2 separate regions of the Homo sapiens genome follow, and region 2 is linked to region 1. A link is a loop called in an ENCODE intact Hi-C map of the cell type or tissue named here. Cell type or tissue: IMR-90. All regions are shown on one strand. Each heading gives the region's core, and the rest is flanking DNA. Links, peaks and the distances in the headings are about the cores only.

Region 1 (11,994 bases), core at 1,963-9,962:
AGACAAGCCTGGGCAACATGGCGAAACCCCATCTCTACATAAAGTACAAAAATTAGCCAGGTGTGGTGGTACATGCCTGTAGTATCAGCTACTCTGGAGGCTGAGGTGGGAGGGAGGATGACCTGAGCCCAGGGAGGTTGAGGCTGCAGTGAGCTAGCTGAGATCACATTACTGGGCAACAGAGACCCTGTTTAAAAAAAAAAAAAATCAAGATCAAAAGTTGATCCAGTAAAAAGGGTTATTTGCATGTATAGAGTCCAAAAGTGCTTTTTTTTTTAGACAGGGTCTTACTCTGTTACCCAGGGTGGAGTGCAGTGGCATGATCAAGGCTCGCTGCAACCTCTGCCTCCCAGGTTCAAGTGATTCTCCTGCCTCAGCCTCCCAAGTAGCTGGGATTACAGGCTCGCACCACCACGGCTGGCTCATTGTTTTGTATTTTTAGTAAAGACAGAGTTTTACCATGTTGGTCAGGCTGGTCTTGAACTCCTGACCTCAAGTGATCTGCCTGCCTCGGCCTCCCAAAGTGCTGGCATTACAGGTGTGAGCCACTGTGCCTGGCCTCAGAAGTGCTTTTTAATATAAAAGTGTACAATACAATTAAGAGGCTAGAAATTCAGATATTTGAGTAGAGATTCTCACCTATATCTAGACCATCTTGAAGTTGCACCCACTTCAAACCCTCCCTTCTCATTCGGTTCTGTCTTAAAACCTCAGGGCTATCACTTCCTTTGTTGCTGCATGATCATGGGCAATGCCAATCAATGTGCTCACGTCTTTATGTCTTTCTCTGCAAAATAATGATGGCAATAAATATCAGTTGAGAGATTTTTGCAGTCTGTTTCATTCTTTTCTCTTTTCATCTGCTCCTGAGAGTTTTTTTTTTTAATATCCTTCTCCTGTGCTACCCCTACAAAGAATAAAAAGCTTCAAATCATAAAAATAGGATGAGTTTTTAGAAGTATCACTCCTTCCTCATTTTGCCTGCCAAGTTTCAATTTGGTGCAGGTGCCGAAAGATGTTTATAGGCAAATAAAATAAGTCACTTCCACGTCTCAGAGCAAGGATGCTCAGTGACCCGAATAGGGGTTAGAACTTTGATGAGAGGCTCCAGTTTGAGGTCAGAGGCCAATGCTTTTCCAAACCCCCAGACTTTAGTCTTGTTTTGGCTTGCATTTGTCACTGCCCAAATCTTGCAAGAATTTCTGGCAATTAAATTAGTCAAAATGTGTGACTACAATTTCAGAGCTGGCAAAGCCTCTATGGGCAGCCACAGGTCCACACCCAGTGATTGTTTATATTTCTCTCGCATCCTCCAGGATCTTGCTTACGCACCAGTTTCTCTTGAGTAACGGTATGTGGAGCCAAGTCAGTAACGGTAATATTCCTTGTCTGCCTCCTTGGGCTGGTCCTGACGCTGGCCTCGACAATGCCAGGCTCTGGAACTATTTGTTTCTGAATTCCAGCCAAGAAGTCTAACAATTCTCTCCTTTCCTTTCCATCGCCCTCTTCTTCCTTACTAATGCCAAGTCTGGGATTTTCCTTGTCTAAAGACCACAGGGGCAAGGAAATGAACTTTCTTGGGATACCACAGACCACTTAACAGAAAATGTGCCCTTTGTTCTCATTCAAATGCCTTTTCCTTAAATGATATTTCTTTTCTTTTTTTTGAGACAGAGTCTTGCTCTGTCACCTAGGCTGGAGTGCAGTGGCATGATCTCAGCTCACTGCAACCTCTGCCTCCCAGGTTCAAGCGATTCTCCTGCCTCAGCCTCCCGAGTAGCTGGGATTACAGGCGTCCACCACCATGCCTGGCTAATTTTTGTGTTTTTAGTAGAGGCAGGGTTTCACCATGTTGGCCAGGCTAGTCTCCAACTCCTGACCTCAGGTGATCCCCCCGACCTTGGGCTCCCCAAATGCTGGGATTACAGGCATGAGCCACCGTGCCCGGCCTCCTTAAATGATATTTCTAAGGTTTCCTCAGATCTATCTGCACTAACTACTTGATTTTTCCTAGGTGCCTGTCAGAAGACTAAAAGGAGGCATTGGAATTCTGAATTTTCTGATTAGAAAGCAGTAGCTCACCGTAATCCCAGCACTTTGGGAGGCTGAGGTGGGTGGATCATTTGAGGTCAGGAGTTTGAGACCAGCCTGGCCAAAATGGTGAAACCCCGTCTCTACTAAAAATACAAAAAATAGCCGGGTGTGATGGCAGGCACCTGTAATCCCAGCTACTTGGGAGGCTGAGGCAGGAGAATCTCTTGAATCTGGGAGATGGAGGTTACAGTGAGCCAAGATCATGCCACTGCACTCCAGCCTGGGTGACAAAGCAAGACTCTGACTCAAAAAAAAAAAAAAAAAAAAAAGGCCAGGTGCGGGGGCTCACCCTTGTAATCCCAGCACTTTGGGAGGCCAAGGCGGGTGGATCATGAGGTCAGGAGTTCAAGACCAGCCTGACCAACATGGTGAAACCCAGTCTCTACTAAAAATACAAAAATTAGCCAGGTGTAGTGGTGTGTGCCTGTAATCCCAGCTACTTAGTAAGCTGAGTCAGGAGAATTGCTTGAACCCGGGAGGCGGAGGTTGCAATGAGCTGAGATCATGCCACTGCACTCCAGCCTGGGCGACAGAGTGAGACTCTGTCTCAAAAAAAAAAAAAAAAAAGAAAGGAGTACCTCAAAAAGAAAAAGTGATTTGCCCAGGCATTTAGTCAGGCAATTCTATTAGTTGTGTCTGAATCCATTCTTTAAACATTTTAAAATGCTTTTAGCTCCTAGCAACCATATCCAAAACAAAGGAAGCAAACCCTTGTATTTACCTACAGGAAATAGAAAGATGCAGGTCTGGCTGTTGATCACTGATTCCACCATGAGCCAGAAAATTTTACTTCATTTGGCCAAACCCCGGGACAGTTCAGTAGGGATTGCTGTTGACACAAATAGGGGTTCCAGTTCCCACTGTTAACTAACCACTTGGCCTTGGCAAGTCACTTCATTTCTCTGGGCCTCAGTTTCCTCATCTGTAAAATGAGGCCTCTGGGCTTCATGATCTCTTAGGTTTCCTGGTTCACAACTAGGAAAATGCTAAGATAAAGGTATAGGTATAAACATCTTTAAAAAGTCAGAAAAACATCTATAACATTTCAAAAGAACAATCTCTAGTGGATAAAAATATGTGTACAGTACAGTTGACTCAGCAATTTCACTCAGAGTTTTATCCTAAGGAAACAATCACAGATATGCTTCAAGATACAAGGATTGACGGGCGTGGTGGCTCATGCCTATAATCCCAGCACTTTGGGAGGCCAAGGCGGGTGGATCACCTGAGGTCAGGAGTTCGAGACTAGGCTGGCCAACATGGTGAAACCCTGTCTCTACTAAAAATACAAAAAAATTAGCCGGGTGTGGTGGCACGTGCCTGTGATCCCAGCTGCTCAGGAGGCTGAGGCAGGAGAATCGCTTAAACCTGGGAGGCGGAGGTTGCAATGAGCTGAAATCGCGCCACTACACTCCAGCCTGGGCAACAGAGCGAGACTCAAAAACAAACAAAAAACAAGGATGACTGTCACAGTGTTTGCTTTTTTTCCCAAAATAAACATTTAATTTTAGAATAGGTTTAGATTTACAAAGAAATTGTAAAGGTAGTACAGAGATTTCCCGTATACTCCATCTATTCTCTCTCCCCAGCTCCCCTATTGTTAACAGTTTATGTTAGTATTGTCAGAGGCGTTCGAAACAGAGCGACTCCATTTTGAGTGAGGGCTGGAAAAATGAGGCCAGGACTTGCTGAGCTACATTCTCAGAAAGTTAGGCATTCCTAACCTCTAGATGTTTACGGCTAAGGGGACAAATTAATAATGCTTACTGAACAGACCCAGACTTGGGAGTGTCCAGATATCCCGATATCTGGAGAACAAAGGCATTCCTAATTTTGCTTTAAAGATAATAATATTGATTTTTGAAAAATATAGTAATTAAAAAAACTTAATCCTTTATCACAAACCCTTGTAGCAGAGCACATCTCCCCATATATACAAGCTTTGTACCTAGGGTGGATGCGTTCCTCCTCTTACTTTTGGGAACATCCTACTCTGTCTATGGAGTAGCTGTCCTTTCACCACTTTACTTTCCTAATACACTTGTTTTTGCTTTGCACTGCGGACTCACCCTGAAGTCTTTCTTGTGTGAGATCCAAGAACCCTCTCTTGGGGTCTGGATCGGGACCCCTTTCCTATCTGTAACAGTATGAAACATTGGTCACAACTAATGAACCAATACATATATATATATATTTTTGAGACAGAGTCTCGCTCTGTCACCCAGGCTGGAGTGCAGTGGCCTGATCTCGGCTCAGTGCAATCTCCACCTCCCTGATTCAAGCAATTCTCCTGCCTCAGTCTCCAGAATAGCTGGGATTACAGATGCCTGCCACCATGCCTGGCTAGTTTTTGTATTTTTAGTAGAGATGGGGTTTCACCATTTTGGCCAGGCTGGTCTTGAATTCTTGACCTCAAGTGATCTGCCCACCTCAGCTTCCCAAGGTGCTGGGATTACAGGCATGAGCCACCATGCCCAAACTAATAAACCAATATTGATACAGTATTATTAACTAAAATCCATACTTTTTTTCCCCCAATTTTAAGAGACAAGGTCTCATTCTGTCGCTCAGACTGGAGTGCAGTGGCATGATCATAGCTCACTGCAGCCTCAATCTCCCAGGCTCAAGTGATCCTCCCGCCTCAGCCTCCTGGGTAGCTGGGACTACAGGCACATGCCACCATGCCTGGCTAATTTTTAAATGTTTTGTAGAGATGGAATCTCTCTATGTTGCCCAAGCTAGTCAGGAATTCCCCTTGACAGTTTTGAGAAGTACTGAACAAGTATTTTGTAGAATGTCTTTTGTCTGATTTTTCTCTTAAAAAATCATGATTAGATTAGGGTTATGAGAGGAAGACCACAGAGGTAAAGTGCCATTCTTGTCCCAGCACAGCAGCAGGGGTACATGCTGTCTGCGTGACTTTTCGCTGATTATGTTAAGCTTAGTCACTTAGCTGAGGTAGTGTTTGCCAGATTTCACTGAGCTTTTTTTTTTTTGAGGCGGAGTCTCACTCAGTCTGTCACCCAGGCTGGAGTGCAGTGGTGCGATCTCAGCTCACTGCAACCTCTGCCTCCTGGGTTCCAGCGATTCTTCTGCCTCAACGTCCTGAGTAGCTGGGATTAAAGGTGTGTGCCACCACACCTGGCTAATTTTTGTATTTTTAGTAGAGACAGGGTTTCACCATGTTGGCCAGGCTGGTCTCGAACTCCTGACCTTGTGATCCGCCTGCCTCGGCCTCCCAAAGTGCTGGGATTACAGGTTTGAGCCACGGCGCCCAGCCTCACTGTGCTATTTTTTTAAAATAAAAAAAGTTCTCAAGCAAACTATAGGTCAATAGAGGACTTTAAACTCCATGGGGGCAAGATCTTTGCCTGCTTTGCTCACCACTGTGTATCCAGTGCTGAGCACATTTCTGACAAATAGTAGGTGTTAATTAGAATTTGTTGAAAGAGGGTCAGGCATGGTGGCTCACGCCTGTAATCCCAGCACTTTAAGAGGCCGAGGCGGGTGGATCACCTGAGGTTAAGAGTTTGAGACCAGTTGGCCAACATGGTGAAACCCCGTCTCTACTAAAAGTACAAAAATTAGCTGGGCGTGGTGGTGCATGCCTGTAATCCCAGCTACTTGGGAGGCTGAGGCAGGAGAATCGCTTGAACCTAGGAGGCAGAAGTTGCAGTGAGTCGAGATCATGCCACTACACTCCAGCATGGGCCACAGAGCGAGACTCGTCTCAAAAAAAAATAAAAGAATTTGTTGAATGAAAAAGTGGGAAGATAAATAAATTAACTTCTCCAATATGATGGAATACTGGCAATTATCATAAACATTTGATGATGTGAAAAAATGTAAAGTATTTATTGCTCAGTGAACAAAACAATTAGAAAACAATTTCTATACATTCAGTTTTCTATGAAGTGTGTTTGTGTGTGCAGAAAAATAACTAGAAGAATGTTGTCAACATGTTAACAGTGGTCGTTGGTTATTGCTGGGTGGGAAGGGAATGGGGATTTTTATTTTTTTCTTTGTTCCATATTTTTAAAAATTGTCACAATAAAAAGGAATTACTTTTTGAATCAGAAAAAGGAATAAAAATGGAGAAAAGTTTTAAACTTCAAAAAGATTCCCGAGCAAGGAAAACAGATATTCCAATACAATACTCAGCAACCACGTTATTTAGCCATGTATTAGTATCTGTGAAGGAACTGAAATCAGTGGTGCAGTGCAGAGAGGGTGTTGTCCTCAAAGTTCTGCAGTTTCTAGGAAACAGGGTACACTAGGCACCATCTGTTTCTGATTTAGAGCATTAGAGTTACAAGATCATAAGCCGTATCTTTGTTACTCTCATAACAAATTGTTTAAAGTTAAAAAAAAAGAGTAAAGAGCAAAACCAAATGCACAGGATGCCAGAGTGAATGGCATTATTGTATCATTTGCTTTCTCTTCCCAGGGGCTTTGCATTTTAAAAACACATGTTGTGGTTTTTCTGTGATTATCTTTCCACTTCCTGTGTTGTATCTCCTTACTGTAAATATCCTTTTGTATAGTCATGCTTTTTTCCCCTTGCGTCTTACATGTGTGTCTTTCTTAATATTCACTTTCTCCAGTCTTCTACTGTTTATTTTCCCTAATACTAATTTGTATGAGTCCATTGGTATTTTTATTCTCCAACAAGATTTTTTTAGAACCCTGGTTTCAAATCCTAGTCCCATCTTTTATTAACTGTATGGTCTGGGGGAAATTGCATAATTTCTCTGAATGTTTCCCGCTGAAAATAAGGACAATATTAGGTAACCAATGGGAGTATTGCAAGGATTAAATGAGTTTAATATAAATACATAGAGGATCTAGCCTAGGGATGGGCACAAACATGGCACTTAACCCTTGGTATCTTTTCCTTCCTTCTCTCCTTCTGTGTATCCTCTAATACTATGTCTCGAGTTATCTTTCTAAAACACCAACACATACTAAAGGGTCAAGTCTAACCTTAGCAGGTTTTCAGGGTCCTCCTCAAATAAGCCCCAACCCATCTTTGTGGTCTTACTACCTTCTGGGCACATTCCTTATACACATTACTCTCCAACCACACAAATTACTAGCTGTTGCCTAAATATATGTTACTGTTTCTTCTCTCCCTGACTTTGCAAGTGCCATTTTCTGTGTCTGCAAGTCTTTCCTGCTCCTATCTGACAAACTCCTTTGCAAAGCCTTCTCTGACAGCTTGAGGCCCCCATGCTTCCCTCTGACCATAGTAATTTGTTCAAATCTTTACGAATACAATTCCTTATTCAAGTGTCTGTATCATTCACTCACGTATTCGACAAATACTTACCCAGCTGCTACTATGTGCCAGGCAAATTCTGGTGGGAGTGCAAATTCTGGTGGAATTGTGAGATTCCATAAAGGCAGGGGTCCTGTCCTGTCTTGGTGTTTAGCACTGGCGAAAAGCAAGCACTCAGTATTTGTTTGTTGAATGTTGAATAAAATGAGAGCTTTTTTCTTCAATAGTCAAACTGAAAATTATAATGCTACCAAACACTTCCTCAAAGATAAAGGGCACATTTTCTTTTACATGTAACATATTATTGTGTTTATTAACACTTCCAGGGGGCTCAGAAATATTCCTTTGCTTCAAATGTTCTCCATCTGGAAGAGTTTAGCTAATTAAACCAAAGACTACAGATGAGTTGGCCCAATTTATCTCCAGGATGAAATCCTTTTTTTCCTCCAGAGAATTCCTCAGATAAATATCAAGGGTCAATGTTACTTTTAGTAACATACAGTTTTTGAAAGTCTTAAAAATGTTTTAAATTTCTAAATTCGGTTTAAAAATACTTTTGAAAATCTTATTTTTAGTTTAAATTTACCAGTGAACTTTAGTCTACACAAAAGCATTTGTTTTGACTCGAAATGATGCCAAATCACCAACTGGTGAATAAATTGGTAATTAATCTACAAAAGGGAAGTTAGAAAAAAATTCTTTCTCTTCCCCTCCGCCTTTTTTTTTTTTTTTTGGTAAGTTTAGATCCCTGTTAGCGATGATATTCTGTGCAGATTGAAAGCTGACTCAGAGAAAGCTATTATTATCCTTCCTTTTTCAGGGTTTAAAGTTTTCATTATTAACATTTGCCGACATTTTTTAGCTTTCATTCTCGTCCTTACCCTGTTCCCTTCTCCATTCCCTTCTAATGTGTAGAAACATGTGAGCCCTGTTTTCTTGGATTCATTTGGATCTCCCTTTGTGCACTTAACAGGACAATTATGAAAATTCATGTGCTGATTACATGCTGATTTTTTTGAGCTTCAGAATGAAAACACTGTAGGCCAGTCGTGATGGATCATGCTTGTAACCCCAGCACTTTGGGATGCCAAGGCAGGCGGATCACCCGAGGTCAGGAGTTTGAGACCAACCTGGCCAACATGGTGAAACCCCATCTCTATTAAAAATACAAAAATTAGCTGGGTGTGGTGGTGGGCGCCTGTAATCTCAGCTACTCAGAAGGCTGAGGCAGGAGAATCACTTGAACCTGGGAGGCGGAGGTTGCAGTGAGCTGAGATCACGCCACTGCACTCCAGTCTGGGCAACAACAGTGAGACTCTGCCTCAAAAAAGAAGAAAAAAAGGAAAAGAAAAAGAAAACACTGTATAACTTCAAATTAACATCAATTAAATAATGTCCACAATAGCTGAGTTTTATTTATGTAAATTTAGTTATTCAGCTAAGCTGAATTTTTTTTCTCTAGTTGGAGACAATTTATCCATCTCCTGGGTTATATCATGAGATTTAAACTGATGGGCCCTGATAGGAAGAAGCTAAATTAGATTTTAATCAAAGAGATACTATGCAAAACTTGGTAGTGAAGAAAGGAAATCTAATGTCCAATACTGCCATCCTTGCCAGGCAATGTCCTTGTATGTAGAACTGACTCAACAGAATTTTCTTTTTTTTTTTGAGACAGAGTTTCATTCTTGTTGCCCAGGCTGGAGTGCAGTGGCGTGATCTCAGCTCACTGCAACCTCCGCCTCCCGGGTTCAAGCGATTCTCCCACCTCAGCCTCCCTAGTAGCTAGGATTACAGGCATGCACCACCACCCCTGGCTAATTTTGTATTTTTAGTAGAGACAGGGTTTCTCCATGTTTGTCAGACTGCTCTCGAACTCCTGACCTCAGGTGATCCACCTGTCTCAGCCTCCCAAAGTGCTGGGATTACAGGCATGAGACACCGTGCCTGGCCGGAATTTTCTTTTTCCTTTTTTTTTTTTTTGAGATGGAGTCTCGCTCTTGTTGCCCAGGCTGGAGTGCAGTGGTGCGATCTCGGCTCACTGCAACCTCTGCCTCCCGGGTTCAAGGGATTTCCCTGCCTCAGCCTCTCGAGTAGCTGGGACTATAGGCGTGTGCCACCAGGCTTGGCTAATTTTTTGTATTTTAGTAGAGACAGGGTTTCACCATGTTGGTCAGGATGGTCTTGATCTCCTGACCTCGTGATCAACCCACCTCGGCCTCCCAAAGTGCTTGGATTACAGGCGTGAGCCACTGCGCTCAGCCCAGAATTTTCTTAAAAGCTAAAAGCACGCAGGGGTAGGTTGGAGAGAGAATTTTCGAGAGTGAAACAGAACACAGAATTTTTTAGAGTGAAACTACTCTGTATGATGCTATGATGGTAGATACATGTCAAAACTCACAGAATATTCCACTTGAGGCCATGAGTTCAAGACCAGCCTGGCCAGCATGGTGAAACCCCGTCTCTACTACAAATACAGAAATTAGCTGAATGTGGTGGCGTGCAACTGTAATCCTAGCTACTTGGGAGCTTGAGGCAGGAGAATCGCCTGAACCTGGGAGGCAGAGGTTGCAGTGAGCCGAGATTGTGCCACTTCAACCTGGGCTATAGAGCAAGACTGCGTCAAAAAAAAAAAAAAAAAAAGCTAAAGTCAGTATGGGGTCAAAGAACCTACAGAAGTTCATCTGGCTCCATTTAAATGAGGCCTTCTTTGAGTGCTCGTTCACATCCTATTCAACCCTCTTTTACATGCCCTCCTGGGACTGTCTCTCAGCCTTTCCCAAGACTGTCTTCCTCCTTCCAAATTCTTCTTCTTTTTTTTGAGACGGAGTCTCGCTCTGTTGCCAGGCTGGAGTGCAGTGGTGCAATCTCGGCTCAATGCAACCTCCACCTCCCAGCTTCAAGTGATTCTCCTGCCTCAGCCTCCTGAATAGCTGGGACTACAGGCATATGCCACCATGCCCAGCTAATTTTTGTATTGTTAGTAGAGATGGGGTTTCGCCATGTTGGCCAGGATGGTCTTGATCTCTTGATCTTGTGATCCGCCCACCTTGACCTCTCAAAGTATTGGGGGGATTACAGCATGAGCCACCGTGCCCTGCCCTCTTTTTTTTTTTTTTGAGGCAGGGTCTTGCTCTGTTGCCCAGGCTGAAGTGTGGTGGTGCAATCTCAGCTCACTGCAACCTATGCCTCTCAGGCTCAAGCCATCCTTCTACCTCAGTCTCCTGAGTAGCTGGGGCTACAGGCATGCACCACCACACCTGGCTAATTTTCATATTTTTTGTAGAGATGGGGTTTCGCCATGTTGCCCAGGCTGGTCTCGAACCCCTGAGCTCAAGTGATTCACCTGCCTCGGCCTCCCAAAGTGCTGGGATTACAGGTGTGAGCCACTGCACCCAGCCCCCATTCTTCTTTGTGGGGACAAAAAGGTCAAACAAGGACAAGGGTTAGGGAATGGCTGGGGAATTCAGATAATTGAGTTAAACAGATAGGTTCTTTGGTCACCATAGCTTCAAATAATAGATTTGATCAAATCCTGAATGGTGTTTGGCATTTTATAGGACCTCAAAAGTTTGGATAGCTGTCACCACACACTTTTCTCATTCCTCTTCTCTAAGGCCCCCATAGCATTTCCTCGGAAATCATTCTATTCATCCTTTATTCCCTGGTAGTGTCAGAGGAGATTAGTCACTTTTTCCAGCCTCTGGCAGAAATGCTTCTGCTAACTTGTGCCTTGGTATTATAAGGAAGGTCCATGAAATTCATCACTGTGCTTTGAGAAAGATGTTATTGACCGGGCACCATGGCTCATGACTATAATCCCTTTGAGATCAGCCTGGACAACATGGCAAGACCCCGTTCTCTACAAAAGATAGAAAAATTAGCCAGGTGTGGTGGTCCTGTAGTCCCAGCTACTTGGGAGGCTGAGGTGGGAGGATGGAAGCCCAGGAGGCAGAGGTTGCAATGAGCCGAGATTGAGTCACTGCACTCCAGCCTGGATGATAGAGCCAGACCCTTTCTCAAAAAAAAAAAAAAAAAAAAAAAAAAAAAAAAAGCTGGGGTGCAGTGGCTAAAGCCTGTAATCACAGTATTTTGGGAGGCCGAGGCAGGTGGATCACCTGAGGTCGGGAGTTTGAGACCAGCCTGACCAACATGGAGAAACCCCATCTCTATAAAAATACAAAATTAGCTGGGTGTGGTGGCACATACCTATAATCCCAGCTACTCAGGAGGCTGAGGCAGGAGAATCGCTTGAACCTGGCAGGCAGAGGTTGCGGTGAGTTGAGATCACGCCTATGCACTCCAGCCTGGGCAACAAGAGGGAAACTCCGTCTCAAAAAAAAAAGAGAAAAAAAGGTATTAGGGAAATTCCTTTGGGAGGACTCATGGGAAAGATTATAGCTCTAGAAGAATTGTGCTACACCTATGCAACTGATATGTTTATCCTTTAGAGACTATGCATTTTGTACCTCATCTGATTTCTCCCTTTGTGTTGATTACCAGGAGTTTCTTTTCTTCTTCTTATACTTTTTTGAGATGGAGTCTCGCCCTGTCACCCAGGCTGGAGTGCAGTGGTGCAATCTCAGCTCACTGCAACTTCCGTCTCCCCAGTTTAAGCGGTT
Region 2 (11,994 bases), core at 1,697-9,696, 55 kb after region 1:
CCTGGCCAGAGCACACTTTAAATTCTTGGATGATTCCTCTAGGCCAGTAGTCTATCACCATGAAAGACAGATGTAAAATATTAGGCAATTGGGCAGGGTGCCGTGGCTCATGGGAGGCCGAGGCGAGCAGATCAGCTGAGGTCAGGAGTTCGAAACCAGCCTGGCCAACATGGTGAAACCCCGTCTCTACTAAAAATACAAAAATTAGCCGGGTGTGGTGGTGCATGCCTGTAATCCCAGCTACTCAGGAGTCTGAGGCAGGAGAATCTCTTGAAGCTGGGAGGCGGAGGTTGCAGTGAGCCAAGATAGCGACAGTGCACTCCAGCCTGGTCGACAGAGTGAGACTCTGTCTCAAAACAAAACAAGACAAAACAAATGAACAAAAAAGATGAGGCAATTGATCAGAGAAAAATTTTCTTTAGGTACATTGTTGTAGTGCAAACAGATCATGGTGAAATTTTATAATATTGCATAATAGTCTGTGGTGTTGACATACAAGCAAAACGTCAGCAAACTACAGGGGCTGTTTATAAAGAATGCTAACAACCTACTTTTGAAAGGGGTGGCGCAAAACATATGTATCACTCTGTTGAGATTTTAACTTTTCCTCTAACTTGCTGTGTGACTCTGGGTAGGTCGCTTATGGTCTCTGAGCTCATTTTCTCAGCTGTAAAAAAGGGGGAGATAAAGCTTTCCCAGAGTTGTGGTCCTCACCTCATGATCTCACAGGAAAACTCCTTGCTAATTCCTAATAAATAAAAGGTAAATAATAAGTAGAAAAATGAATACATATATTTAAAAATTAGAAATAAAAGGTAAATATGTTTCAAACTTCCTTTCCTCTCTCCTTTCTTTTCTTCTTTCCTAAGTATGCTTTGCGTTTGCAGGCTGGCTTTCCACAGGTGGTTAGTGTTGTCACAGCTTGTTGATAGGTTTCACGTAGAAACCTATGGTTAAGTCACTCATCTGGGTTGGGCGCAGTGCTTCACACTTGTAATCCCAGCACTTTGGGAGGCGGAAGAGGTAAGCTGAGGAGTTCAAGACCAGTCTGGGCAACATGGCAAAACCTCATCTCTACAAAAAATACAAAAATCAGCCAGGCGTGGTGGCATGTGCCTGTGGTCCCAGCTACTTGAGAAGCTGAGGTGGGAGGATCACCTGAGCCTGTGAGGCAGAGGTTGCAGTGAGCCGAGATCGCACCACTGGGATTCAACCTGGGTGACAGAGTGAGACCGCATCTCAAAAAAAAAAAAAAAAAAGTCAGTCTTCCAGGTTCTATCTAGTACAATACCTAGGTTCTCTGATTCTAGGTTCGTCTGCATTACAGAACCAGGATGGCCTTTCTTGGTCCTGTATCTATGATGGGGGAATAAATAAAACACAGTATTTTATTATGGTGATTTGCTTAAGGAGCTAAAAAATACCCATGATTTATAGCAGTGGGGGGTAGGGCAGTGCTCCTAAGTGAGGGAACTGTGGGTGTGGCCAGTGATGACTGACAGGTCTAGAGCAGGGGGATGGTAGGGATGGCTAAAATGCAAGGGAAAGCAATGAGGGCCACAGAAGAAGCATATATGATGTACCATGGCAGGCAAGGGGGCACTATTGTGGATCTAGTGTGTCCTCAGCTCCTAACTTCCCCTCCACTACCACTTATGGAATGCTAAAGACATGTACCATTTCATGCAATTCTTGAAATAACCCTATGAGTAGGTAGAGTATTATGATGTTCATTTGACAGATGAGGAGACTGGAGCTTAGGTCACTTGTCCAAGGTCACAAAGACAATTTTGTGAGTGACAGAGCAAGGACTTGAACCCAGGTTTCATTGTCTCCAGAGCCCATGGTTTTTGTTTTGTTTTGTTTTGTTTTCGTTTGTTTGTTTGTTTGAGACGGAGTCTCACTCTGTTGCCCAGGCTGGAGTTCAGTGGCACAATCTTGGCTCAGTGCAACCTCTGCCTCTCAGGTTCAAGTGATTTTTTGGCCTCAGTCTCTGGAGTAGCTGGGATTACAGGTGCCCACCACCACGCCCGCCTAATTTTTGTCTTTTTAGTAGAGACGGGGTTTCATCATGTTGGCCAGGCTGGTCTCGAACTCCTGACCTCAAGTGATCCACCTGCCTTGGCCTCCCAAAGTGCTAGGATTACAGGCGTGAGCCACCATGCCAGGCCTGGAGCCCATGGTTTTAACTATTGTTCTGTACTGCCCACGCTGGAATTTCTGGGGAAGCCCTCTCTTATCTCTTCTTTTACAGGCACATGATTTATAGCAACCATCCGGAATAGGATGGAGTGAAAAAGGGGACTTGGGAACTATTGTCTCTCCAAGATTACTCAGTTCTTTGATTTCTCCCCTGGGAGCCACGCTGCCTGTCAGCTAGAAGGTACTGGAAGAAATTAGATTGCTCTAGGGTGTTCACTTGTACGCAATTTATTATTTCTAAAGATAAGGCCTAAAGAGACATCTACATTGCATTAGTTTTTTTTTTTCCCAATGAATGAAAGCGGAACGGCATCTGTTTAGTATTTGAGACATGCACCTGGCGCACTTTGATTAAAAGAGAAAAATAAATACTAAAACATAGTAATCCAAAGAATTACCCCCTTTGTGGCTGGCTTACCCACTGCTTTGAGTATGGGACTCAAAGGGGGTAATTTAAATTTGGGGCTGCCAGAAAAGGATGTCCTTGTTCTTTATTAATCAGGAAGACTAAAGATCTCCCTGGGAGAGGGCTTGGATTCTGGCTTATGGTCTAACCCTAGGTCCAGATCTGAAGCTTGGAAAAAGCGCTGAGAATCTGTTAGGGGGTGGGAAAGAAGGAGACATCATCTCATTCAACACCTTCCTCTAATTGTGAAATACACTAAAGCCCAGGGCACTGGATACCTGCCAATTCCCCCCCACTCCCCGTCACCCAACCTGCTCTCCACCCTTTCCATCCTGTCCTGTGTCCTGGGAGGGTGACCCGTATGGCCTGCATCAAGGAGTTCCCTTACCCTCTGGCTTCCGGTTTGGTGAGGCCAAAGGAAAGCACGCACCGGAGATCAAAGGGCAGGAGGAGAGCGAGATGTGAGTATTATTTCCTCAACCGCCTCCCTGCAAGGGCACCCTGGATGAGCTGCATCCCTCCTCTGAAGGCCACGGCCCTTGTCAGGTGGCCTTCTCCATGCAGCTGCCATCTCTGGTCCAAGGAATTGCTTCTCCCTCACTCTTTCAAGGCTGAGGGGGAGCAAGGGCTCCTTGTGGTTACTAGGTACTGCCCTGTCCATTTTGTGCATACATCTTTGTAAATAGCCCCATTATTACACACTAATCAAATTGCCCAATTTGAATGTGCCATCTGTTTCCTGCTGGGACCCTGATGAATATACCCAGAGGGGTTTAATGACTTGCCCAAGGTCTCAGAAGGATTTGATTATACACCAGTGTGTACTAATAAGAAGAAATAAAACTGACATAGTATTTTACAGTTAACAAGGCACTTTAATAACTATAATATCAGGATGCAGGAAAGGTATTAAGCTTTCCACTTAGAGATGAGGAAATTGAATCTTAGAGAAGAGTGGGATTAGCCACAGCTGGTGAGCATCAGCACCATCCTCAGACCCAGTTCCTGGGCTCTGCCTATCATGCTACAGCCCAACCTTCAGGGCAGATAGAATACTAATTCTAATCCCGTGGATAAGAATACTGATTCTTCATTAGTATGACTCCACACCTTGAGCACCAGGAAAACAAATATAGCCAGAGTTCCATCCTCCAGGCCCAGAGCTAATGACGCTACACACGCAATCCAACAACGCTGCGAGGCAAGTGGTATCATCCTCTTTTACAGATGAGGAAAGTAAGGTTCAGAAGGCGAAATATCTCACTGAAAGTCACACAGCTGGGAAGTAGCTGGACTGTGAACCCAGGCCAGCCGGCCTGCTCTTTCTCCTCCCCCACACTGCCTTGAGTGCAGAGATATGGATCTCTGAAGGCACTGCAGGCTGCAGGCCCGACACATCCGCTGTTCTTTCTCCCATCAAACCAGTCCCAACTTGGCTTTCAAACTAACTCTGGGACCTCGGCCCAGCTTTCCTGTTGGGCAGCCAAGGAGGCTTTTACAGATAAAACATGATAGAAAATGGAGCAGAGCTGATTAAGAGTAACAGATAACAAGGCAAGGCATGCAGGCCCTTTGTCTGAGAAAGCCTGAGAAAAATGCAGCTGGGTCAGGGCTGCCTCTGTTGCTACTACTAAGGAGATAGGGGTGCCAGAGGGTATTCTTCAGCTTTGACAAGCATCCCAATCTGCAAGGCTGAAGGGGCCATCTGTCTACCAACTTAGAGGTTAAAAAAAAAAAAAAGGAGTTATGGCTCACACTGTAATCCCAGCACTTTGGGAGGCCGAGGCGGGCGGATCACCTGAGGTCAGGAGTTCGAGATCAGCCTGGCCAACATGGTGAAACCACATCTCTACTAAAAATACAAAAATTAGCCGGGTGTGGTGGTGTGCGCCTGTAATCCCAGCTACCCAGGAGGCTGAGGTAGGAGAATCGCTTGAACCCGGGAGGCAGAGGTTGCAGTGAGCCGAGATCATGCCACTGCACTCCAGCCTGGGCAACAAAGCGAGACTCTGTCTCAAAAAAAAAGACCCTGGGCCATTTGCTATCATAACATAAAAGCAGTCAGGGGCCATTGTTGGCTGAGTACTGACCTGGGTCACCTACTCTCTGCATGGCTTTAAGGACTCACCTCCCCAGTTTGGGCCTTGGTTTCCTTGTCTGAGATATGGAGGAGATGGGTGAATCTTTGCTACTTCTCTTTGCAATCTGTACTTTATGAGTTTAGGAATCTTGAGAAGTTTGTGAGCCTTCCAAGACTTCCCCCTCCTCCCCTGTTAGCAGGATATTGGAGTTATATTGTCGAGGGGTTTACGTCACTCGATTCACATTTTCCTTTTTTTTGGGACAGAGTCTTTCTCTGTCACCCAGGATGCAGTGCAATGGCACGATCTTGGCTCACTGCAACCTTCGCCTCCTGGACTCAAGTGATTCCCATGCTTCAGCCTCCTAAGCAGCTAGGACTACAGGTGCAGGCCATCATGGCCAGCTAATTTTTTCTATTTTTAGTACAGGTGGAGTTTCACCATGTTGGGACAGGCTGGTCTTGAACTCCCGGCCTCAAGTGATCCGCTAGCCTTGGCCTCCCAAAGTGCTGGGATTACAGGCATGAGTCACTGCGCCTGGCTCAGATTCACATTTTCTTCCTTGTTTATTCACATTTGTGAACAGCTGGCCAAAATCAGGCGGTGGCTTGGAGTTGCAGAGGGGGCAGGATTGGACCCAGGACCTTGTCTGTAAAGCACTTCAGCCAGCCTCCAGTCCTTGAGTGGTGCTTTGCAATCTTGTGAAGCATTACATGTGAAAAGCCTATCCAGCCTGCTACCCGCCCCAGACCCTTTACTGGCCAGAGGAATGTGATGCTCCGATTGGCCAACCCTGAGTCACATGCCCACTCTTGGAGCGGAAAGTGAAGTGAACTCCAGGAAATGAATTTCTTTGAGGAGCAGAGCCTGAAAAGGGTGTGTAGCTGGTGCCCTGATAATAAGCCGGGGATGAAGACACCAGAACGAAGGGTAAATGGATGCCAGGTGGCAAAACCACACATGCCCACCCTTCTGGTTGCTAAGCAACATTTTGTTTTTCTGCTCTGGTTCCTCTTCTGTTCTGCAAAGCTCGCCTAGCACAAGGGCTGACCATTCTGGAGTTGGAAGAGGGCCAAACCCAGGGGCCTTGAGTGAAGTGTAAAGAGATCTGGGCTGGAGATTTGGGTTTTAGTCCTGATATTGCCACGTACTTTCTTCCCTCCCTGAGTCTCAGTTTTTTCTTCAGCTGTAAGACGAGGAGACTGAATAGAATCTCTGTGGGGTCCTTGCAATTTACTAGGCTGGGTTCTGGGCAATGTCACAGGCAGTGGGGGCCTCCTGTGCCTCTCATATTATATCTTAGAAGTGAAGGCAGCTTTCTCTGAACATGGGCAATCCCTGCCATGGAACGTGGCTTGCTAGAAAGTGCCTCAATCTTGGCATTAGATGATTTGTTTTGGTTTCTGATCTTAATTTTGTGTTTTTTTTTTTTTGTTTGTTTGTTTTTGAGACTGAGTCTCGCTCATCACCCAGGCTGGAGTGTGGTGGCACGATCTCGGCTCACTGCAACCTCCGCCTCCCGGGCTCAAGCAATTCTCCTGCCTCAGCCTCCTGAGTAGCTGAGACTACAGGCGCATACCACCATGCCCAGCTAAGTTTTGTTTTTAGTAGAGACGGGGTTTCACCATGTCGGCTACGCTGGTCTTGAACTCCTGACCTCAGATGATCCACCCACCTTGGCCTCCCAAAGTTATGGGATTACAGGTGTAAGCCACTGCACCCAGCCCCTGTCCTTAATTTCTGACTCCTCCTAATACCTGTGCAACCCAGGCAAATTACTTAACCTCTCTGAACCTTCTCATATAAAGTAGAGTTAAGGATAATCCCTCAAAAATTGTTGAGAGAATCAAATGAAACAATGGATGTGAAAGTGCTTTGTAAGCCCCAAAGTGCTGTGCAAATGGAGGGCCCATCCACCCAGGGTCCCTGTCTCCCAGGCCATTGTGGTTCTGGGACTTGGTGCTCCTGAGAAAAGGCTAGTGCCCACATTCAATGAGCATGAGTCATTCCACAGTGCATGTCTTTTAGTTGTATTTATTCTAAACCTTGTGTTTCTGCGTGTAAGTGCCACATCAGGGGGTGACCTGAAGCAACTGTGAGGATGGGTGAAAAACAAAGGTCACTGATTATTCCAAATTTTGCACAATCTATCCTGGAGTCTTGGTCTGGGGGCCCAGGACCCAGCAGCTGGCAGTGAGGGAGCAGGAAGCCAGGCCCTGCCCTTCTTTTCTGAGCATTCTGTCCCTCCGAGCAAGCCTTTGGACAGAAGCCTCCCTCTGACCTGTCTAGTGGGGCTGGGATAGCTGCATCCACTCTGATACCTCACAGTCATCTCAAATTAACATGTATGTTTTAGGAAGCTGGGGAGGGAGGATCACTTGAAGCTAGACGTTCAAGACCAGCCTGGGCAACAAAGTGAGACCCTGACTCCACTAAAAATTTAAAAATTAGCTAGGTGTGGTTGTGTGCACCTGTAGTCCAAGCTACTCAAGCAGCTGAGGTGGGAGGATTGCTTGAGCCCAGGAGTTTGAGACTGCAGTGAGCTATGATCACACCACTGTACTCCAGCCTAGGTGATAGAGTAAGATCCTATCTCTAAGAAAAAAAAATTAACACCTTCAAAATAGATCTCTTGATCTTGGTCCTCACCTCCAAGATCAGTTTTCACCCAGTTTTGTAAATGTCACCTACAGCCGTTCAGTCTCTCATGCCAGATACCTGTGACCCTGAACATCTCTCTCTTTTATCCTGCCACAATCCATCATTAAATCCTAACTATTGGCCAGGCGCGGTGGCTCACACCTGTAATCCCAGCACTTTGGGAGGCTGAGGCGGGCAGATCACAAGGTCAGGAGATCGAGACCATCCTGGCTAACACGGTGAAACCCTGTCTCTATAAAAATACAAAAAATTAGCTGGGCCTGGTGGCGGGTGCCTGTAGTCCCAGCTACTCCGGAGGCTGAGGCAGGAGAATGGCATGAACCAGGGAGGCGGAGGTTGCAGTGAGCCGAGATCGCGCCACTGCACTCCAGCTGGGGGATAGAGCGAGACTCCATCTCAAAAACAAAAAACAAACAAACAAAAAACCTAACTCTTCCCCCTCTAAAGCATACTTCAATTCCACTCATTTTTTCCCATTCCCATTACTACTACCCCTGTCTGAGACACTGCCATTTCTTACCTAACTAGTAACTTGTAGCTAGTTTTTCCATTTGGGGTCCTGTTCCATTCCTCCAAGAGGAAATCTGCGGTTGAAGACACTAGTAAGAAGGGTAAATGGATGCCAGGTGGCAAAACCACACTTCCCCACCCTTCTGGTTGCTAAGCAACATTTTGCCTTTCAGTTCTAGCTAGTCTTCTGTTCCTCAAAGCTCTTCTAGTACAAGGGCTGACCTTTCTGTAGTTGGAAGAGGGCCGAACCTAGGAGACATTGAGTGAAGTAGAAAGAGAGCTAGGATGGAGATTTGGGTTTTATTCTTGGTTTCCCAAATGTAAATCTGATGGCATTACAGTCCCTCTTACAAGTCTTCGAAGACTGATACATTTGGAATGACACCCAAGGTCCCCAGTGTGGCCTGCAGAACCCTGTATGGTCTGGCCCTGCCCACCTCTTCAGACCCCGCCTCCTCTTACTGCATACTCCCCATTTTTCATTTTTCCTGACACTCCAGCCACTGGCCTTTTTTTTTTTGAGATGGAGTCTCGCTCTGTCGCCCAGTCTGGAGTGCAGTGACGCGATCTCAGCTCACTGCAACCTCTGCCTCCTGGGTTCAAGCAATTCTTCTGCCTCAGCCTCCTGAGTAGCTGGGATTATAGGTGCATGCCACCATGCCAGGCTAATTTTTGTATTTTTAGCAGAGACAGGGTTTCATCATGTTGGCCAGGATGGTCTCGATGTCCTGACCTCGTGATCCATCTGCCTCGGCCTCCCAAAGTGCTGAGATTACAGGCATGAGCCACCACGCCCGGCCTGCCACTGGCCTTTGTCCATTTCATGAAGAGGCCACATTCCTGCACATGCCAACATCCCACAGTGCTTTCCGCTACTGGGTCTGCTCTTCCTCCTTTTTGCACATAGCTGCTTCTACTTATCTTTTAGATCTCAGCTGAAAAAGCTCAGGTTATCAGAGTCCTTCCCCAATCATACTAGCCAAGTAGTTCTCCTGCCCTTCCCCACCTCTGTCCAGGTACTCTCTTTTGGCAGTCTTTGTTTTCTTCATAACCCTTACCACAATTCATATTTATCATTGTGTTCATTTAGTTGCTTATTGCCTAGCTCCACTAAGTGCTCAATAAATATCTCTCTTTTTTTTTTTCTTTTTGGCTGGGTGTGGTGGCTCACACCTGTAATCCCAGCACTTTGGGAGGCTGAGGCAGGGGGATCACTTGAGGCCAGGAGAAGTCAGGAGTTTGAGACCAGCCTGGGTGACATAGCAAGACCTCATCTCTACTAAAGATATAGATATAGATATATATAGATATATATCTATATCTGTATATATATACACATACACACACACACACACACACACATATATATATATTTTTTTAGAGACAGGGTCTCACTCTATCACCCAGGCTGGAGTGCAGTGTTATAATCACAGCTTGCTGTAGCCTCGACCTCCTAGGCTCAAGTGATCCTCCTACCTCTGCCTCCTGAGTAGCTGGGACCCCAGGTGTGCACTACCATGCCTGGCTAATTTTTTTTTTTTTTTACACAGAGCCTTGCTCTGTCACCCAGGCTGGAGTGCAGTGGCACGGCCTTGGCTTACTGCAACCTCCACCTCCCAGGCTCAAGCAATTCTTCTGCCTCAGCCTCCCAAGTAGCTGGCACCTGCCACTGCCACTGCACCTGGCTAATTTTTGTATTTTTATTAGAGACAGGGTTTCACCATGTTGGCCAGGCTGGTCTCAAACTCCTGACCTCAGGTGATCTGCCTGCCTCGGCCTCCCAAAGTGCTGGGATTACAGATGTGAGCCACTGCGCCCGGCCTTTTTTTTTTGTAGAGATGGAGTCTGTAAATATTTATTGAATGACAGAGCAAACAACAAAAATTAAAGACTCTGCTTCTGTGTCTTCTTTGGAAGATTTTCCTCAAAGATGCTACACTGTGAACCACTAATTCTGAGCACCCCATGGGACCAGGAATAAAGAGAGATGCTGGCACAAGAAATGGTAACTGGCCTACCTCCCTTCTCTAGCCCTAAGAGTACCCACCCAGTGCTGAAGGGGCTTGTGATGCCTTCTCTCCCTTCTCTCTGCAGTGGGATAAAGTGCCTGGCTGTATATCAAGTTAGTAGGCTGGCCTATCTCCCTCTGTTGCCCAGGCTGCAGTGTAGTAGCATGATCTCTGCTCGCTGCAGTCTTGACCTCTCAGGTTCAAGTGATCCTCCTGCCTCAGCATCCCCAAGTAGCTGGGACTACAGGCATGCACCACCATGCCAGGTTAGGTTTTTTTTTTAAATTTTTTGTAGACATGAGGTTTCACCATGTTGCCCAGGCTGGTCTCAAACTCCTGGGCTCAAGCGATTCGCCTGCCATGGCCTCCCAAACTGCTAGGATTATAGGCGTGAGCTACTGAGCCCAGACTCCCTGTCTGCTCTGTTGACCCTGACCGTGGCCTTCCCTCCCACACATCCACAGGTGCAAGTGCCTGGATCCTCAAGCCCTTCTGAAATGGCTTTCAGGCTGGGTGCAGTGGCTTGTGCCTGTAATCATAGCTACTTCAGGAGGCTGAGGTGGGAGGATCACTTGAGCCCAGGAGTTTGAGGCTGTAGTGAGCCGTGATCATGCCACTGCACTCCAGCCTGGGCAAGAGAGAGAGAGAGAGAGAGAGAGAGAGAAAGAGACCTTGTCTCTAATAATAAATAAATGAATAAATAAATAAATAAATACATAAAATGGCTTTTAGGAAAGGATCCCATACATTTTGGCACACTGGTGAATAAGAACAGGCTGTATATGCCGGGTGCGGTGGCTCACGCCTGTACTCCCAGCACTTTGCGAGGCTGAGGCAGGTGGATCACTTGAGGTCAGGGGTTTGAGAGCAGCCTGGCCAACATGGTGAAACCCCATCTCTACTAAAAACACAAAAATTAGCCAGGTGTGGTGGACACCTGTGGTCCTAGCTACTCAGTAGGCTGAGGTGGGAGAATCCCTTGAACCCAGGAGGCAGAGTTTGCAATGAGTCGAGATCGCACCACTGTACTCCAGCCTGGGTGATAGGTCAAGACTCTGTCTCAAAAAAAAAAAAAAAAAAAGAAAAGAAAAGAAAAACAATGGACTCAATATGTTTCATAACAAACTAAAATAATAAGCTAGGATACTTGAGGTGACAAAGGAGTTTTGTGACACTTCCTACAGGACTGACTATGTAACTTACAGGGCCTGGAACAAAATGAAAATATAGATCCCGTGTTGGAAAATTATTAAAAATTTCAAGACAGTGTCAGCAGAGCATTCAGCCACGTGCAAGGGCACCTCTAAACTGAGATTGCACACCCATGACACTGGCCCTGCTTGCTGCCTTTGGAGGCAGGCCAGGAGACTCATTTAGATTTTCTGGGCTGGCCCTGCTCTCTCTGTGGACACTGCAACTTCCCAGAGATCCTTTTCCTGCCAGTTCAAGAATGATACTTGTTCCACACACAACTCTCTGCAGCCAGGATAGACCAGGCATACAAGAGGCTGCTGCCACTTCTTTTTTTTTTTTTTTTATTTGAGATGGAGTCTCGGTCACCCGGACTGGAGTACAGTGGCATGATCTGGGCTCACTGCAGCCTCCATCTCCTGGGTTCAAGCTATTCTCCTGCCTCAGCCTCCTGAGTAGCTGGGATTACAAGTACCTGCCACTATGCCCGGCTAATTTTTGTACTTTTAGTAGACATGGGGATTCACCATGTTGGCCAGGCTGGTCTTGAACTCCTGACCTCAGGTGATTCACCCGCCTCGGCCTCCCAACGTGCTGGGATTACAGGCATGAGCCACCGTGCCTGGCCTGCTACCACTTCTTGACCAAAAATTTCCCTCAGACTCAATGGTTTATAGCTGTCAGCTGACTCAGAGCAGAGCCGTTTATTTTCTTTTATCTAGAAGCTTAGGGAAGCAGGAAAGTTGTTTTTGTAAGACTCCCTAGAAGGTAAACATGATGACATTTTTTTCATTCTGTTTACAGGACATATTGGCATGAAGGGAATTTCTGTTGCCACCACATGCTGCTGTTTACCTGTCCTTCACACACCTCCAGCCAGCCAGTGGGACAGCTGCTGCAGTAGCCCAGTCTTCCAGAACTTGACCTTTTTTTA

What was found. Hi-C counts contacts between places; a loop is a spot of excess contacts. Peaks named below come from ENCODE experiments on the same cell type or tissue, not always from the same donor. Only the 100,000 strongest peaks of a DNase experiment are listed, where the experiment ranks them.
Region 2: it touches region 1 in a loop (5-fold over the local background); 14 of 110 quality-filtered maps call a loop at or near these places.

Annotation. Positions count from the first base shown.
Region 1 is chr11:47,856,957-47,868,950 of GRCh38, forward strand. No RefSeq gene overlaps it. Among named protein-coding and RNA genes, the nearest start is that of NUP160, 15 kb to the left of the region's middle. RefSeq lists enhancers at 4,769-4,838, 6,224-6,273. In IMR-90, for the core only: no CTCF peak of the experiment used is centred there; DNase peaks (open chromatin) are centred at 5,045 and 6,455; H3K27ac peaks cover 1,191 bases.
Region 2 is chr11:47,912,604-47,924,597 of GRCh38, forward strand. No RefSeq gene overlaps it. Among named protein-coding and RNA genes, the nearest start is that of PTPRJ, 62 kb to the right of the region's middle. In IMR-90, for the core only: no CTCF peak of the experiment used is centred there; DNase peaks (open chromatin) are centred at 5,358 and 6,698; H3K27ac peaks cover 2,123 bases.